Regions from separate parts of the Homo sapiens genome. Here region 2 is linked to region 1. Evidence: chromatin contacts called from ENCODE Hi-C or POLR2A ChIA-PET data. All regions are on one chromosome and are shown on one strand. The core of a region is the stretch at or near the end of the contact, and the rest is flanking DNA. Distances in the headings are between cores, read along the strand shown. Region 1 overlaps ADAMTSL3 (ADAMTS like 3). Region 2 overlaps ADAMTSL3 (ADAMTS like 3).

What was found. A loop is a pair of places that touch in the nucleus more often than their neighbours do. ChIA-PET counts read pairs that join two places held with the same protein, here RNA polymerase II (POLR2A). Pooled maps may share reads with other maps.
Region 2: a loop to region 1 is called in a map of sigmoid colon, with 2.4 times the contacts of the local background. The contact joins two enhancer-like sites. A Hi-C loop is called at or near these places in 4 of 168 maps with a recorded cell type or tissue (MCF 10A, heart right ventricle, right lobe of liver and 1 more) and 4 of 50 pooled maps. POLR2A ChIA-PET finds 5 or more read pairs at or near these places in 1 of 52 experiments (MCF 10A).

What each region holds. Positions count from the first base shown.
Region 1 is chr15:83,843,549-83,849,253 of GRCh38, forward strand. The region is part of intron 7 of ADAMTSL3 (ADAMTS like 3); the gene reads left to right. Among named protein-coding and RNA genes, the nearest start is that of ADAMTSL3, 190 kb to the left of the region's middle. Within about 2 kb of position 1,368, at least 5 of the 41 ENCODE cell types and tissues checked have a DNase peak (open chromatin) inside an H3K27ac peak, as active enhancers do; they include right lobe of liver, where a contact is called at or near this core.
Region 2 is chr15:83,927,396-83,933,848 of GRCh38, forward strand. The region is part of intron 17 of ADAMTSL3 (ADAMTS like 3); the gene reads left to right. Among named protein-coding and RNA genes, the nearest start is that of ADAMTSL3, 280 kb to the left of the region's middle. RefSeq lists enhancers at 774-943, 964-1,163. Within about 2 kb of position 3,681, at least 4 of the 41 ENCODE cell types and tissues checked have a DNase peak (open chromatin) inside an H3K27ac peak, as active enhancers do; they include right lobe of liver, where a contact is called at or near this core.

The DNA of each region.
Region 1 (5,705 bases), core at 118-2,617:
TTCCCTATAATCATGCTTTGTGTGAAAGAAATGTAGGAAATGAAGCCATGTCTCCCCCTGAGTGTGCATCACTGGAGCCTGCAGAATCTACGCAGCTCCTACATCCACACCTTGCCAAGAATTCATTCCAATCTTCCCTGGGACTCACCCTGAGTCAGGACATGGCAACGAGATGCTGTTGGCACAGCCCTGCACTGGAGAATGTGCACAAGGCTGCACACAGAATATCATTTCCATCACGCAGTGAGGCAGACACAAGGTGTAAGAGCCTGGAGCCAAAACCTTTGCTATGAAAAATATCAGAAATTTATCCAGATACAACATACAGATTTCCTGTTCAGAGGGAGGAGGAGAGAGACGGAACTGACAACCAACATAAACAGCTTTGGATGTTGGAAAAGGAAACTAGAGGCCACTCAGGTATTAAAGAGAGAAAGCTGTAAAAACAACAACAAACATATCTGTTTAGAGAGTCTTGACTTGGCATTTAGAAACTTAGTTGTATTTCCAGGTTTGTTCCTTATTTTGGTCTTGTCCACATCAGGGCACACGTGTGTGAGGCAAATAAACAAGATCGGCTTGTCTATTCTAAGCTTTTTGTCCATTTTTACATGGTGGCAGCCAAGCCTATTGATACAGTGATACCTAAGGCCAACTGGGAACACCAGCATTTTGCTCAAGTTTTGGCAGTATGAAGATAAACACACACTCTTCTAATGCATTCCTTGACACAAATAGAATCCTGGGCTAGGTGGATCATGGGGCTGCCTCACAGTGTAATTCTTAAGATTTTTTCCCTTCATCCACTGTTCATTTCTCCTTTGACTGTCACTCCCAAAAACCATTTACAAATTTAACTTATTCCATAGCAAGGAAGATTGTGTAGGATATAAAGGGTCTGCTAACATGGTAACATGAATTGGTTTTCATTCTCCTGTCTTCCCACATCATCTCTTTCTACCTCCACATTCGTCTTTCTAGGGTGAGATTCTGGCTGGTCATACTCTTCTATCAGAACTGCGATTGAGAAAGGAATATTCAAACCAAAGACCCTGTTCCTTTTAATGGAATTAAAAGTTTCACCCTCCTCCATTTAATTCAGCAAGGGAGAGTGTGGCCTGGAAGGAAGACTCTGTGACTAGAAATAAAGACTCCTGGGTTCTAGTCCTTGCCTAGCTCTTTTGCATGGTTTTGTTTGTCTTCTGGCCCTGTGCATGAAGAGAGATAATGGAAAAATAGCATGTAGACTGTGTTGCAAAGGAATGTCATAGATTGTATTTTACATGGAGAAGCAGACAGACTGTGAACTCCCTGGCCTCTTCATGAATCACCTTACACCTATGATGAAATCCGCGTCCCTCTCCAAAGCCTTTAAAGCCTGTATCATCTGGCCCCTGTGTTACATCATGTGCTGCCATCTGCTCCTCATTCCCTAATCCCCAGTTACACTGGCTTTCTGGGAGATTCCAGAATGTCAGGTGCCCATTCCCCCGATGGGCCTTTGCACCGACCCATCCCTGAACCTGGACCATGTGTCTCCCTGCTCTTCAACGTAGTTACCTCTTTCTCAACGTTGAGCACAAGTGTCGCCTCCTCAGAGAGGCTTTCTTTGACCACTCTACGTAAAGTAGGCCCTTCTCTTTTCTGTTTAGTTCTTGCTTAGCCTTTAGGGAAAGAAGTGGTTATTTCATTTATTTGTCTAGTTTGCCTCTCCCACTAGTAAGCTTTGCAAGAGCAGGCACCATGTCTATGATGTCCACCATTTTATTCCTAGTGCTAGTGCAGTACTGAACACATCCTAGGAGCTCAGTTAATGTTGAACAAATGAATACATGGCCTTCGCTGGAGATGATTCTGCTTCCTGTTATGATTTCAGTGGGACTAAATGATATTGTGCAATAGAACTGGACTGGAAGCCAAAGACTGGGGTAATAACCTCAGTTTGGCCTCTGACAATCTATCTTCTTAGGCAAGATGCTTCACTTACTGCGACCTCAACTTTTTCATCTGCACAGTGAGCATGGACAATTTATAAGAAATCTTCTAGCTCTGAAAATCTATTAAGTGTGTGTAATTTGTTCATTGTTAAAAAAAAATAGATCTTAGGATTGAATGGAGTTTAGAGAAAGAAGTCCCAGGAACTTATATGAAGCAATTTTCCAAACTTTTAATAAAGGGCTTGACAGTGATGGCTTGTCTTTATTCTTAAAGGGCCCAGGAAATTTTAGATACACCACAAGAATGAGTTGGTGTGAGGTTTCCTCTTATCTCCCATGAACTGCTACTTGGTTGCCTTTTAACATGTTATTGTCACAACCTGCAAGAGGGAGGTTTAGTTTTTGCACTGACCCCCTCATTGGTATGTGAGCTCCTCAAGAACCTCATGCACCTGGCCCAGTACCTGGCACCCAGTATGTTTCCAGTAAAGGTGTGTCGACTTGACCTACACAGAATTGAAGAGCCCACTTAGACCAGCATCCCTATGGAAGCAGTCCTTGAGGAATGTGAATTAAAATCAGAAGCAGCTTATTAGTAGCCAAGCACTGCAACACCCGTGGTCACCCAGGAGACCTGACACCTGCTGACCAGCTGAGAGCACTGGGATTATTAGTAAAAATACTTATTGGGAAAATAATAGTAATAATAATGGCCCCCAGGGTTTGTATGCTTACACTGTGCTATGTATTTGTTATGTGTGACATTATTTATTCTTAACATAACCCTGCAAGGTAGGTACTACTATACCCTCCCCATTTAACAAATGGAGAAATAGGCTCAGTGAAATTAAGCACCTTGGTCAAGGTCTCACAACTGGTGAGTGGTCAAGATGGTTCTGACCTCAGAGTTCATGTGCTTAACCACCCTCCCAAAGTGTCTTCCAAGGACGGCGAGATGAGCATGAGGCGAGAGGTGCACCGAGGCTTAGAGTGGTGGGACAGGGAACAAAGATAGCACAGAAATGGAGTCAGAGGGGAGCAAAGGCTGCCTCAGCCAACCCACCCCTTGTTTCCCCTTGGCAGAGCCCAGCCAGCTCCATGGTTCCTAACCCAGGGTGCACATCAGGAGCACTTGGGGAACTTGTCCCATGTTCTAATCCTCAGGCCCCACCCTAGAATTTTGAGGGGTAAATCTGGGCAATTGCAGGTTGCCAAACTTCCCAGGTGGCCACTGGTGCATGCCTTTGGTTAACGCCTCTGCTTTTCAGTGTCTGATGCCCCACTACAGAGTCAGAAGGCAGATGACTGTTTTATCCTCACCAGCCTCCTGATTTCTTAGAGGCAGTATTATAAAGGGCAGAAAATGAGAGTTACACTATGATGCTCGAGAACATCTGGACAGATATTTGTTATTAGATGCTGTGTGACATAGTCCCATCTCCTGCATGCTGTTCCAAAGCTAGCCCTGCCAATAAGCACAGAGGCATACATTATTGGTCAGTCTGCCTGTTACCATGGTCTTTTGAGGTAAAGGCAGTTTAGGCCAGTAAATAAACATACGTCAGGTTGGGAGCAGATGTTTCTGCATAGGAGCTAAGGGCTGAAGATACTCATTTGCAGATTGAGCAATCAGAGACTTTAGTAATGTGGCCTAACAGCTCAAGGCATGCTGGTCAGTTTTCAGTTTGCAGCCGATTGTTCTCAACAAGGCAAAGCTCTGCTGTGTTCCTTCCTTCTTTTGTAAAAAATTTGCTGTTAATTTCCTACATTTGCTTTTTCTACTTTTGCTTACTGGCATACTGCATTTTTCTCACCCCCATTTGCAAAGTAGTGTATAGACAGTCCTCCAGCTGCAGAATCAGTGTTGCTACCCATTGACTTTTCCTTTTTTCGCCTTCCAAAATCCCCCACTGCTCCTACAGAATGACAGATGAGCTTGAAGCAAACCTTACTATCCTACTTTTGAAAAATTGTGCAGACCCTGTTCTGTACAATACCATGCCAGGTAACTTTTTTTTTTTTTTTTTGAGATGGAGTTTTGCTTTTGTTGCCCAGGCTGGAGTGCAATGGTGCAATCTCAGTTCACTGCAGCCTCTACCTCCTGGGTTCAAGTGATTCTCCTGCCTCAGCCTCCTGAATAGCTGGGATTACAGTCACGTGCCACCATGCCCGGCTAATTTTGTATTTTTAGTAGAGATGGAGTTTCACCATGTTGGTCAGGCTGGTCTTGAACTCCTGACTTCAGGTGATCCACTTGCATCAGCCTCCCAAAGTGCTGGGATTACAGGTGTGAGCCACCATGCCCTGCCTCGGTAACTCTTTTTAGTCTAAGTGATGACAAATAGTTATGGGTGTGTGAGGGAATTAACAAACACTTTTTTTTTTTTCAGTTTACAAAATGTTGTCACAACATTATCTCATTTTAAAAAATGCATTCCTTAAAAATAAAACCTATTTTTTTTTTGCAATTTTCTATAGGGTTCAAATTATTAGCATTAGCATGTATTTAAAAAGTTTTCTTATTTTTTAAAAAAACTACTTTATGCCTTGGGAATGGTGTGTGTGTGTGTTTGAATCTAAATAGCAGAAGGAGAAAATAAATGCAGGTTCTATAAATGTAACATGAAAAATACTCGACAGAAAATTTTGTTCAGAAAAAAAAACCCAACCAACTAAAAAAACACACACCAAAAAAATAAAAAAATAAACAAAACAAAAATAGAAAGTGGGGATGAGGTTGTCAAAGTGAGAGTCACTAAGACATCCTTTTCCTTGTTTTACCTTGGAATGTATATATTTAGGTTGATGTAGTTCCGGTTGAACTTTATAGTGAAAATAAATGATCTGATATAAATTACAGTGCTTCTGGGCTGAAACTGATGTTTATTGATTAGTTAATATTGTGTGGACAATTTATTTCCTGTACATCTTGCTACTTAGCAAAGCTGTGATATCCAGCAGGAAATGAGACATAGAAAAAATATGATGGAACAGCTGGACTTGAGCATTTATGTGTGGGAGGGAAAGTCAGTGAATCTTAGGTCAGTCCAGTGATTGCAAAATCAAACAAGTGAAACCCATAAAATGAAACTCTGTGTGATGAGTGAATTTGAGTTTATACAGCATCACTTGGTCTCATAGTAGAAGGATTTAAAAGTGTAGTTTTGGGTCCTTACCCTGGTTCTAATGCTTAGGAGCACCGTGATCTTGGGCAAGTCACTTTAACCTTATAAAATTTTAATTGTCTTAATTATAGAAATGAGTTTTCATTAGAATGAATGAGGTAACTTATCTCAAGTTTCTTAGCATGTTGCCTGGTGGCAGAGTAAGTGCTCAACATGGTTTTAATAATAACTTATACTTACCCAACGCCTAATTGGCACCAGGTTCTTTTCTAAGCCCTTTGCATATATTACCTCATTGAACACTCATAACAACCCCTTGGAACAGGTATTCCTATTCCAAGAGATTATCAAGAATCTCTTACCACCAAATTTCAATAAGACAGTTTTGGAATAATTCCAGACAATGAATGTGATCAACAGGAACCAGTTACCACCATCAACAACAAATCTAGGTGTCCCAGACATGAGCCTACTGTTAGCGACACCATAAGATGGGATGGAGAGGAAGCCTTTTCTCTCCATCTTATATGTTTTCTTTTTTAAATTAGACACGGTCGCCTAGGCTGAATGCAATAGCATAATCCTGGCTCACTGCAGCCTCGACCTTCTGGGTTCAAGGAATCCTCCTGCCTCAGCCTCTTAA
Region 2 (6,453 bases), core at 2,431-4,930, 86 kb after region 1:
GAGCCACCGCACCTGGCCCATGAATCCTTTTCTATGTACTGTTTTATTTAAAACAATGGATGAACCTGTTCACAACTTACACCTGCACTGTATCAGGTGTTTTGCTGTGCAACAATTTGAAAATCACTGCCCTAAGTCTCTTTTTGGTGAAAAGTAGCTAGTACTATTCTTATTAATGGCTTCACATTCTTTCAGAAATGTGCTAATAAATATATAATGAATAAAGGCTCTTGTTTTCTGTATATGAAAACTGAAATTTAGGATTTTTAGGTAATTGATGACTTCTCCATGAGCATACACTAAATAAATTGCATACTACAACATAAAGCCCAAACATGGAGTATTTCTCATGAGATGTCATCTAGTCCAAATTCTGCCTTTTCTGGATGGCCAAATGGAGGCTGTGGGAGCCCACATATTATGCTACTAGTAGAGCTGGTCTCCTGATTTCCAGTCCCTCCACTAGCCATCCCCTTTGTCTACTCTAGCCAGTACTCTCTTTCTAGAAAGATGACTAAAAAAAAATGGTTTCGAATTTACACAGACTTAAAATTGTGACTACAATTTGGCTGTGTGATTTTTTTTTTTTCTTTTTTTTGAGATAGGGTCTCTCTCTGTTGCTCAGGCTGGAGTGCAACGGTATGATCACAGTTCACTGCAGCCTTGAACTTCTGGGGTCAAGTGATCCTCCTGCCTCAGCCTCCCAAGTTGCTGGGATTACAGGAATGAGCCATGTGCATCACTAATTTTTAAAAATTTTTAAATGTTTTTAGAGATTAGGTTTTTCTCTGTCATCTAAGCTGGAGTGCAGTGGTGCAGTCATGGCTCACTACAGCCTTGACCTCCTGGGCTCAAGACATCCTCTCATCTCAACCTTCCAAGCCCCTAGGATTATAGGCATGAGTGACCACACCCAGCTAGCTATGATATATTGCTAGCCATTAACAAAGAAGAGTAAAAAGAAGAAAATACAACCCAATATGTTGGGGTATATTTTATTTCTAGATTTAAATCTTACTGCAGATTGACATGAAGCTAGTCTTCACCAGAGTTCTGTCCTGTTTCTAGCCAAGTAACAACTAAAACAGAGAAAACGAAAATGATAACAACATGAAAGGCACTTCAAATGAGAATGATTTGCATATCACAGGATGAAAAGAGAGGCCCTAAGAACACTGATGAAACTCTCAGTTTTATTTTTGTGAAAATAACTGTTCCACTCTTGCTCTGGAAGTGAAGGTAGCCATAATGTGTCATCATATAATTTTTTCAGAAAAGAAAGCCAAAATATGAAACAATTTACAATTCATTCTCTGCCATTCTAAGAATTAGTGCATAAAGTTGGCATTACAACCACAATTATGTTCAAGATAAGATAACTTGATTTTATAATTTTTAATTTAAATTTTCAAGACTAAATCAAACATTTTCCCCCACTTTATCATGAAACCTGAGTTTCTTTTTTGAGTGGAATCACATAAAGTGGCCTTTTATGGTTTTTGTTCTCTGATAATATGAACTTGAGATTCTTGACCATTTACTTTTCAGTACTTGATGAATTTGTCCTAATCATGTGTAACTGCCACTGCCTTAATTCAGATATGTTTTACCTGAACTGTTTCACAAGTTTCTAAATGAACTCTTGACTCTCCTGTTTCCTGCTCTGATCCATGTGCACACACGACTATGAAAGATCTTTATCTTTCTAAGTTGCAAAATGACTGTGTGTGCCTCTGCATGAAACCTTCAACAACACTCCTTTATCTATGGATTAAAACCCACATTCTCTACTTTGGCATGTGTTTCTTTTGCCGGGGCTGCCATAACAAAGCACCAGAAACAGAGTGGCTTAAAGAACAGAAATTTATCATCTCCCAGATCTGGAGACCAGAAGTCCAAAATTAAGGTGTCCGCGGCGTTGATTCTTTCTTAGAGCTGTGAGAGAGCCTTGGTTCCATGGCTTTCTCCTGGCAGGTAACCTCTGGCATTCTTTGGCTTGTGAATGGCATTGTCCCTGTGATTTCATATTGTTTTCCTTCTCTGTGTCTTTGTGTCCACACTTCTCCTTTTCATAAGGACATCACTTATATTGGAGTAGGGCCTACTCTAATGACCTCCTCTTGATCATCTGCAAAGAACTTATTTCCGAATAAGGTCACAGTCACAAGTACTGGGGGTTATAACTTCCACATCTTTTGTGGGAAGGCAATTCAACCTATAACAGCATATAAATGCCTTTGTGACCCTGGATCCAACTCTTAAACCACATCTCCTGTCACCTCTACCACACACACACACACACACAGAGAGAGACAGAGAGAGACAGAGAGACAGAGACAGACACACACACACACAGAGAGACAGAGAGAGACAGAGAGACAGAGACAGACACACACACACACACACACTCAGACTCACCCTAAGGAACTTGCTCAGCAGCCACAGTAAATTATGCACCATGACCCACACTCCTGCTCATTCATGCCATTTGGACCTTTGCACACACTATGCCCTCTGCCTCTTAGAGACCTTCGCTACTATGACATTAGTTAATTCTCTCCCATAAAAGTAATCATTGGCTCACTTCTCACTGGTAAAATGAAGTTCAACAGAATGTGAGATAGGATCCTTACCTGAGACACTTGATAGCAAGGAACTCTCAAAAGTCAAAAGAAAATTGGAAATGGATCAGGGACATGGGATAAAGCCTCAGTTCCACGTCTCTCAAGGAATTTCAGGTGAGTTCCTTAGCTCTCTGGACCCTGTTTCTTAATATGAATAATGAAGAAAGGTGTTGGACTTTATGATCACCGAGGTCCCCTAAGCTCCAGTCTTTCATTTTTGAGTAGTGCTTTCAGGTTGCATTTTTCACTCATGTCTTCAAATTATGTCTAGTCCTTTTGTAACAATCCTTATGTCCATACCTGAGTAGTGTGACGTGCTTGGGGTTTTAGTTCTAAGGATGACAGCCTTGGTTTGACCTGCCCAGGAGGTCAAGGCAGGGTTGAGTTTAGTCAGTGCTCTTCCATTGCCCACCAAACCAGAACAAGATTTAGCAACAAATCTAGAAATTGTTTCTTAAATTTACTGAAGAAAGCTTACTGGTTTATTCATGCATCAGCCTGTGTACTGTATCCCCTTTCTCTCATCACTGTGCCTCAGCAAGAGTTCTTACACATTCTCTTCCTCAGCAATCTCTTGCCCACAGAGCTTCCAAGCTAGGAATAATAGAGCAGACAACATGTCTTGGCCACTTTGCAAAATTAAGAGTCTGTTTTTATGTGAAAGGAAATACTATTCCTCATTTCAAAGTTGCAAATTTAATAAACTTTTCAAAGGTTGAGAGTTATATTGGAAAAAAACCAGCAGAGACAAAGATTTGATGCCAAAATAAAGGTAAGTTTACAAAAATGTTTTAGGTTCTAGAAACTAGTGGTGTAGGAATAACAGGAACAGTGTGTTGCATAATATTTTCCATACAAATATTTACTGACTCCAAGGGCAATAGCAGTAAAATATTACCCCAGGGTGAAACTTACCACTGAGATTGGGTTGAACAGCCAGTGGATCTTTATTTACCCAAAGGCAAATGTATTTGATGTATTAGCCTGGGCTCTCCAAGGTGGGGTGTTGGATGTTTATTTGCTTTTATGGGGTTACTCCCCCTGATCTATCCTATAACTGCTGAGTGCCTGCTATTTATGGAGTTTGCTTTTTCCAGGAGAGAGCCAGCAGCTTGTAGAAGCATGCTGGGTTACATAATGGTCCTGCTAGTCTGAGGAGAGCCTTCTTCTCTAACAGGATTCAACACTGCTAGGGAAGAAAGGAGGAAAGCAAGAGGCAATAGTGATGTGTTTCTGTACCAGCTTGTTACCTATTTCTTGATATAAAAAACAATTCTTTATTGAGTTCATTGTCTGTGAATAAGAAATTGTTGCCCATTTCTTAAATAAAAACAGCTCCATCTCCAGTTCCTTGTGACTATAATTGATTTATCTAGCTATACACTTGCTCAAAAGATGATCATCCTGAAGTCACATCAATAAACTTACAAATTTAAGCTGAATTGTTTTAATCATGAAACAGAAACCTTCTGATTATTTAGCTATGTAGTCCAATTGTCATCCAAATATGACCCATGTATCTACTTTCGGTGACTTCACTCACATTCAAAACTTCTGGAATTTAGATATTATCAATTATAGTCTAAGTAATTGATAGACTTCCAATTAAGATGGTGTTGTAACATCATATTCTGTTCCAAATACAGATCAATGGTAGATGCAGTATAAAAGGGGGCCTATCAAAGACACAAGTAAGAAAACAACTACCTGGGCTAGGAAAGGAATGGAAACATGAGGTGGTGAATGGAGCTGCACTTGTGGTTATTTGGAGCTTGAGGTCCCAAAGCAATTGTAGCAAATGACAGTTCAGTTTCTAAGATAAAAGAAAAATAGTTGATGATTTGGGGAAAGGGAAGAAAATTAAGAAATATGGAAGTAACGTCAGAGAATGAAGATATGAAGTAAACTGTTTACTAAAACTTAGGAAAAAATATCCACTCCTAGTATCAAGAGAAACAAATGAAAATAAATCCCTACATAGATATGAAATAGTGAAACTACAGAAAATCAGGGACGATAAGAAAATCTTAAAAGCTACCACTCATGAAAAACAGATTAACTACAAACAACTTATCAACAACTGGAGTTTCTGGAAGACAAAGGAATAATATCTTCAGAATACTGAGGGAATATCATGATCACCATAGAGCTAAACTTGCTGAACTATTATTTCAAGTATGTGACTGTATACATCAGTTTCTAACCACATGATGGACTTGATATCCTTAAAGGCTTTTTGCTAAATACCTCTAAAATACTGGGTAAAATATGTAAAACATATCTTGAAATGCAGAACTAAGCTTGTAAGAAAGTAAGAGAAATCCTCAGAAGACAAAAACAAGCTGAAGCATTGCCTTAGTGGGGACAGTTGTCAGTCTCAGTAACCTACACTTTTTGGCTTTAAGATCTTTTGCCTGATAGACAAGTCCTTAGACCTTCAGAAAGTAAGGAATAGAATGGAGATTCCCCATACAAAGCCAGGGTCTACCTCAATGGAAAGGCAAATTCAAAAAATGAAATCCATCCTGTAAAGAGAGATTGCAAGGAGAACTATCTGTCTCAGGTCTGCCTCTGAATGGAAGGAATCAGAAAGGCTCCCCTGAGAATCTAAGAGCTACAAGTAGCCCTTTATGTAGGAGTAGGGTTTATATTCACTCTATGTGATCCAAAAAATTAATTCATACTGGTCTTGATAGAGGTGATGTAAATCCTGCAAGGAGGAATGTATCTTCTACCCAGACCTTAAAATTCCCACAAAGACATAATGAGCATTAGCTCATAATCAAAATTTTTTAAAAACACATGAAGAAACAATGTGTGAGAGTCAGTGGGGGAAAAAACAGAATCAGATACACAGAGCATCGTAAATTGGAATTATCAGGTACAGAATATAAACGTATTTATTTAAAATGTTTACATATATAAAACAGGAAATTAAAAATCTACGCTATGAACAATAAACTATCAAAAATACTTGGAAGATTGTTTAGAAGAACCAATTATCACATTGAACCATCTGAAACTTTCTATTTGGTCAAAAATGGTCAAATATTGGCAGTTTATATGGTTCCACTAATAGAATATCTAGAAGTTAAAAATACAGTGATTGAAATTCAAAAGTTATGTGCTGGAGTAAACAGGTAAAATGGAAGAGAGAGCTGAAAAAATTACCCAGAATAAAGCATGGAGAATACATAAAATATGTAAAATATCCACAAAAGGTAGATACAGAGGAAATATTGAGAAGGTTTATCATATATAAAAATGGAGTTTCAAAAAGAAAACAAGAGGTGGCATTTTTCCCCTGCTCTACAGGTCTGTGGAACTTTAAACCAGAGGGGGTGATATAGGATATCTTGCAGAAGAAATTTCTAAGAAGCAAAGCATTCAAGAGGTAACTTGGGTGCCTTAAAAAGCATTTAGTTTTATGCATTCACAAAGAGATGATTTGGAATTGGAACTTATGTTTAAAAGGGAAGCAAAGCATAAAAGTTTAGAAAATTTGCAGCCTGACAATGCAATAGAAAAGAAAAACCCATTTTCTGAGGAGAAATTCAAGCCTGCTGCAAAAATTTGTATAAGTAACAAGGAGCCAAATGTTAATTGCCAAGACAATGGGGGAAATGTCTCCAGGGCACGTCAGTGGTTTTCATGGCAGCCCCTCCCATCACAGGCCCAGAGGCCTAGGAGGAAAGGATGGTTTCATGCTCTAGTCCCAGGGCCTTTGCTGCTTTGTGCAGTCTCAGGACTTGGTGCCCTGCATCCCAGGCATGGCTAAAATGAGCCAACATACAGCTCAGTCCATTGCTTCAGAGGGTGCAAGCCCCAA